Regions from separate parts of the Homo sapiens genome. Here region 1 is linked to region 2. A link is a contact called in ENCODE Hi-C or POLR2A ChIA-PET data. All regions are on one chromosome and are shown on one strand. Each heading gives the region's core, a stretch centred on a gene start or an enhancer-like site at or near the end of the contact. The rest is flanking DNA. Distances are from core to core; before and after follow the strand shown. Region 1 has its middle 140 kb from the start of LINC01206. Region 2 overlaps SOX2-OT (SOX2 overlapping transcript).

Region 1 (3,290 bases), core at 30-2,529, 350 kb before region 2:
TAGGCTCTCTGGAGATTTGGCAGCTTCTACAATCTGATCGTTGATTTTTTTTTATCAGAGCTTCACCTAGGCTGACCCTAAATGACTAATGATCAGATTTTTAGAAGCTTGTTAAATGAATTATAAATACGTATAATATATATAATTATATATAATATATAAATATATTTAAAAGTATACATGACCTAAAATAGAAATATTTATGCATTCATATAAAAATGAATATTAAGAGACTGTACATCTTAATTGATAAATGAAAAAAATTCAAAAAAGACAGACTATATTACAAAAATGAGATTCAAAATAAGCATCATTTGTGAGCACTGATTGGGATCACAAAAAACAAAACGTATTGAGTTCAAAGCCAACAAATTGAATGGTTCTACGGTAACAGAAAAAGTGTAGTTGTAACCAGGAGTGTATCCCACTAGATAATCTACAGCTTCAGCTGGTCCAGAAATGACTACTCTCACTCGAGGTTTGGTGTGTAAGTTGTACTCCTGGGAAGAAATAAGAGAGAAAAAACTTAATTGAAAGGATAATAAAGAAAGTAAAAAACAAATCAATGGTGGTAGAAACTTTGTAATCTGTTTCAGTATAGGTTTACTGATTCTTTTTTCATTGCCAGGTGTTAAGTTCTTTTTTCATTGCCATGTGTTGTTACTATAAAATTGATATATTAGATGCATAAAGAGTATAACTGATTACATTTGAAAACAATATTTAAATGTTTGTGGAATTATGTTAAATTATTGTTTTTACTGAATTTTTAAAATGAATGTATACTTAGAAAACATATTCCAAAGTAAAAATCAAATAAGTTAGACAAAGCAAAAATAATAGTGGGCATTTTGTCTCCATCTACAAACCTTCCTACGTCATTAGGCTCAAAAGCACATATTTACATGGAAAGGGTTACGTGTGCATTTTTAGCACAAGTATTCATTCATGATGTCACAAGATCAGAGCAGAGATTCCAACAAAACGATTTTTCTCCCCTGGAGCTGTGCAGCAGGTTCCAGAAGGCCCCAGGAGGAATCAGCACAAACACTGTGACCGTTATTTACCCTATCTGGGACTTCAGCAGCTGGGCTGTTTGCATGATATGCAAATGGGCACATCATTCAAGGAAGAAAGGATGAATGCTCTGGCACTTGCAGGGCAAACATTAACTGCTATGGGAAGAGGGCCAGCAAAAGAGGAACCAGACAGAAGCGAGTGGGTGGTGAGGGGCAGGACAAGAAACATCTTCCAAAGAAGCAAAATGCAGAAGGCAGACACTGCTTACTGGGAACCATTCAGCCTTCTCAGCCTCGGTAAACAACAGATGGGTGTGTGCTGCAGCCCTTTTTCCTGCAGAAACAGTGAATTTCCTCTCTACCCAATTTCTTCCTTTGGGTCAAATTTGTAAAATACTTTATATGTGGAAAATTACTGAGAGATACAGAGGGAACAAATTAGCTGGAACAGCAGAAGCTCTGGGAGCTAAGAGGAGACTGACTGACAGGAAAGAAAAACGTCTGGAGTCAGGCGGACCTAGGCACGAATCTTAGTTCTAAAATTTATCAGCTATGGATATTGAGCAAGATTCTCAATTTCTCTGTCTCAGTTTTCTTATCTGTAAAATGGACATAATAATACTATCTCATAGTAGGATCACTGTAAAATTTAGTAAATCTCCTTTGTATAAAGTGTCTCTTGCCAACATGACAGCAACTGGTTAGTATCATCAGAACTCGGACTTGAATTATTCAGGCTCTCCATCCCAAAGTGCAGCGGTCTGTGGGAGTCTAGAGATAATAGAGATTGTGGGAACCCCAACGAAGCAAATAACCTTGTGGCCACCCTACTTCTTAAAGGCTGCTCAATTCAACAAGGAATATTTACATAGTTCAGAAGTAAGTCTACACCCAGACACATTAAAACCTGTGGGTGAAATCTACTTTTTAAATACTTCAGCACAATCAAGCCCAGTAGGAACTTACAGGCTCTGATGAACTCATTGCTTCAATTGCATGCATATGTAGAGTGTAAAGTAGAAGACTACCACTAGAATGAAGACCAACACCACCTATGGGCATTCCTTTTCATTCAAGAGTAAACGTCACTGAATTGCTTACTTATAACTCCCTGTTCATCTTTACGTTTTTCGTAGCTTTAAATAATGTATTACTTAGTTTTGCAAGTTTTCATAATTTAAATAAATGGATTCATGCTGTTTGTATTTTTGTGAGACTTCTTTTTTGGCTCAATGTTAGGTTTTCGAATTCATGTTATATATCATCTATTTTAATTGCTATATAATATTCCTTTATGTGAATATTCCACAATGAATTATTCAATCTTTTGTTGATGTACAGCTAAGGACTTTTTTTAAAAAAATGTTTTGTTGTGTTGTGTTTTTGTTTTTTCCCATTACAAGTTATACTGCTACAAGCATTCTTGTGCATGTCTCCTGTTTTGTGTTATTCCGTGATGTACATGTTGAGCAGAATTGCTGGACCATAAGGTATTTAATTCAACAAGTTTTTTTCTGTGTCAGGCAATATTTTATACTCTAAGCACACATACATAAAAAGAACAGGCAGGAGTCTCTGACTTCATGTGCTTATGTACTAGTAAAGGGAAACAGGCAAAATAAATATATAAATTATATCTGTTGGAAAGTGATAAGTTTTATGGAGAAAAATGAAGTTGGGAGGAAATAGGAAGTGTCTGGGCAGTTTCTAATGTTACATAGGGTGGTCAGAAAGAGTAACGTGGTGAGCACGTGACATGTGAACAAAAACTTGAAGGAGATGAGGCAGAAGTCATGTGGATATCAGAGGAAGAGTGTTCCACAGTGTGCACATTTTAAATTTTATTAGATAATGCAAAATAGTTTTCCAAAATGATTTTACCACTTTGGGCTCCCAGCTGCAGGGCATAAGAGTTCCTGAAGCTCCAGATTCTTACAAATCTTTGACATTGTTAGATGTTTTATATTCTGCAAATCTGACAAGTAGCACTTGGATGTATTGTGATTTTGGATTTTCTAACTACTAAGAAGTTTGAGCATCTTTTCAAATGTCTATTGGTCATGTCTATTTCCATTTTTATGTGGTACCTCTTCAAATCTATTTTTATATTAATATTATGTTTTTGTCTTTCTTATGAATTTCTAGTTCCTATGTGGTTTGTACTATTAATCCTTTGTCAGTCATATGTGTTACTAATATCCTTTCTTACTTTGTGGCTTATTATTTCACTTTATTTTTTGTGCATTTTGATGAACATAGCACCTTAATTTT
Region 2 (3,313 bases), core at 404-2,903:
CCTTTGGTATTAATTACTACTGCTTTCCAAAAAAGAAAAAAACAATTATAATGTACAAGTCTTTCAAACTGCAAAACTTGACGTTTGGAGCAGATACTGCTTTTTTTATTTCTTTTTTCTTCTTCTCTTTTTTGGTCAATAGCTGGCAACAATGTGAACAATGCATTAAAGTACTTTTTAAAACAATGCAATTTACTCGGAAATTCTAATATCTCCACTTTTCTTTGAGAATAATCAACTTTGAAATAAGATCCATCATAAATGTTAGCCTATTAGAGAAAAGATGCTGTAAATAATCAGTTTTACCTCAAAATCATGCTCAATATTTTTTTTTTCCTGAAAGAAAATTGCCCAATTTTGCTTGACTTGAAATAATTAAATTAGGAGAAAACCAAGGGTCTATTAGTATATATCTTATCTTTTATGAAATGACTTAATAAAAATAATGTATACGTTAAAAACAACAACCGAAAATACTCTACATATAATAAGAGAACACTAGGAAGAAAAAAATACCACGTGTACTTTATTTTAGAGTAATGAACTTTAAAGCTAAAAAAGCCATAGAATATTCTTCTATGTTAACACCAAATGTTGTCTTGTCCTAAAGTCTCACAACAACAGAAATACTTGCAGATAAAAATTTTAATTCCCCATGGGGTAAACCTATGCACGTTATAAAACTATTAGTTGATTTTTGTTGATAGGTTGTAACACAAAATGCTTTCAAATGGCGCCTATGTGTGGCTTGAAATTAGATGAGAATCATAATAATTTAGAAGTATAATATACTTTAGTCATAATAATACTTGCTCTTAAAAATATCTGAGTACTACACAATGACTTTTTTGTAAAATGAAATCATTGACTTTTATTGTTATTACTCTATATCTCTTACTTCATTTTCTCATCTACTGCTTACATGATCCAGGTCCTAGAAGTCTTGGAAGGACCTCCTCTACCATTTGGGTGCTGGTTCTGTGTATGTCTGTGTGTGTGTGTGTGTGTGTGTGTGTGTGTGTGTGTGTGTGCGCGCACAAAGAATAAAGCATTGGTGAGGGGAGGGTGGATTTGCATTTTAGAAAGGAGTGGCTATATAACAAAACAATGTCTTTGATTCAAATATCATTTTTCATCTTGACTCTAAGCCAAGAAAAAAATGAGAAATTACAGAAATATAGTAATTGACACTTCAAAAGTGAATACTAAAATTTCAGAGGAATGTTTTAACCTAATCTTAAACGTTCATTTTGCTATGACCTATTTTGACTGTTTTGTAATAATCACTAAGTTCCTACAATGGAATGAACATAAAACCAAGTATTAATTAATCTTAATTTTTAAAAACAAGATATAATTCAGGAATCATTTCCTTTCTCCTCTTGTGCTCAAAATAGCCACTGAAAGGCAAGGTCAGAGACATAGTTTGAGATGATCTTGCCAGGCGATCCAATTACACTTTGCTAAAACACAGTTCTTTCAATTAGATAGTGTGGTTCTTGACATTTTGAAGTGGGCAACCAGGTTGGTGAGTCACTTAAACTGTGGTGCCAGCTCATTGTCTATGATGAACTCGAACTGTCCTTCCCAGCCGGGAACTCTTGGCAAGCTTCCTTAAAGACCCAGTGGCTGGCAAAGCATGAGGAACTATCACACAGAAAAGGAGGTCCTCCTTGGGTTTTGAAAACAGACGATAGAAGTCTTAGAATGATGCAAGCCAGGTCACAATCTCCTAAGCCACGAGCCTTATCTTGAATGAAACATTATTTCTAAGTTGGATCTGAAAAGGAAAAAAAGTTAAAGTATAAGGCAATGGTTCATTTGTACAAAAGAAAACAATGCCAAGTCTCTTAGCTTGGTTTCCTCCAGTCCAGTTCAGAATCTCTCCCAGAGAAGACCAAAAATCATTTTTTCAGTCTTTTGCATAAATTTTTACTAAAAGGACTATGAAATAAATAGGTATTTTATTCAGAAATGTATGGATCTGGATCTTCTCTTAGGTTCAAAATTCACAAATGTTACAAAAGTACAGAATGAAGGATCTAAGAGATTATCTATTCTCATGTTTTTACTTTACATATGCAAAATCTGAAGGCCAGAAGCATGAACTGCCTTACATACAAAATACTAGTTAGACGCCTGAACTAGAACCTAGATTCTGGTTGGCATTTCTAACCCAGTATCTTCTCTACTATAATATGTAGCCTTTTCACTAGGGTAGAGAATATTAAAAGCCCATAGTAGTAAACGTATTCAAAGCCTTAGAGACAGAGTCATTCTGGGGCAAGGATATAAAATGATTGCAAATGATTCAAATTTCACTTCCAGGAAACAACTTTAGGTACCACATAAGCAGAAATGTGCTATTGGAAGCTCCAAATTTCTCAGGAACTTATGTCTTATGGTAACAAGGGCGTGTTGTTAATATTATTTCTCCAGATAATTGTTTTTATTGATCTGTTGTGGTTAATAAGCACTGACTAGTTTTTGTAGGTATGGAGTCGCCATTCTGCCAGGTTTGTGATTAAGTAACAAGAAGTGGGGCTTTGGTGTTGGTCTGTCTCTGCTACCAGTATTATGAAAGAGTCTATCCAAATAACCATGAGCTACGCGAGATAGGAGGGCTGCCAGTCCAGGAAGGGCTTGATCTAGTTTTTCTTTAACTTTGCTCTAATTTACTTCAGGTTTAACTTGCATCTGTTAGGATCAACGGATCTTAAAAATGAAGTTAAAAAAAAAGACTGTATAAAAATGTGCAATTAATTGCTGATACCCCAAACTGTGACTTGTCTACTGCATTCAGTTGTAATGGTACTTTTTTTTTTTTTTTTTTTTTAGTCAGAGTGTAGCTCTGTTGCCTAGGCTGGAGTGTAGTGGCATGATCTTGGCTCACTGCAGCCTCTGCTTCCTGGGTTCAAGCGATTCTCCTCCCTCAGCCTCCCAAGTAGCTAGGATTACAGGTGCGTGCCACCATGCCCAACTAATTTTTGTATTTGTAGTAGAGACGAGGTTTCTCCATGTTGGCCAGGCTGGTCTTAAACTCTTGTCCTCGGGTGATCCACCTGCCTCGGCCTCCCAAAGTGCTGGGATTACAGGCATGAGCCACCGCACCCGGCCTTGTAATAGTACTCTCTGTTAGTGTATTTCTAGTGCTGTCTCAAATTTCCCTTTCTAACTTGTCATGGCATTTCAAAAAAAATCATAATTTAATTCTGAAAATTTTCCAGGGGCCTCCAAAGGAGAAAAGGGTAAGGGATGAGAATTTGAGAAGAGAAGGAAAAGTACTAGGTATGCTGAGGGGCCAATCAGTGGC

The links. Hi-C counts contacts between places; a loop is a spot of excess contacts on that map. ChIA-PET counts read pairs that join two places held with the same protein, here RNA polymerase II (POLR2A). Pooled maps may share reads with other maps.
Region 1: a map of posterior cingulate gyrus shows a loop between it and region 2 (3-fold over the local background). The contact joins two enhancer-like sites. A Hi-C loop is called at or near these places in 1 of 168 maps with a recorded cell type or tissue (posterior cingulate gyrus) and 3 of 50 pooled maps. POLR2A ChIA-PET finds 5 or more read pairs at or near these places in 1 of 52 experiments (OCI-LY7).

What each region holds. Positions count from the first base shown.
Region 1 is chr3:182,090,705-182,093,994 of GRCh38, reverse strand. No RefSeq gene overlaps it. Among named protein-coding and RNA genes, the nearest start is that of LINC01206, 140 kb to the right of the region's middle. Within about 2 kb of position 1,279, at least 3 of the 41 ENCODE cell types and tissues checked have a DNase peak (open chromatin) inside an H3K27ac peak, as active enhancers do.
Region 2 is chr3:181,738,036-181,741,348 of GRCh38, reverse strand. SOX2-OT (SOX2 overlapping transcript) reads right to left here. Exons shown (of 7, transcript NR_075092.1): 7 at 1-1,780. Among named protein-coding and RNA genes, the nearest start is that of SOX2, 28 kb to the right of the region's middle. Within about 2 kb of position 1,653, at least 2 of the 41 ENCODE cell types and tissues checked have a DNase peak (open chromatin) inside an H3K27ac peak, as active enhancers do.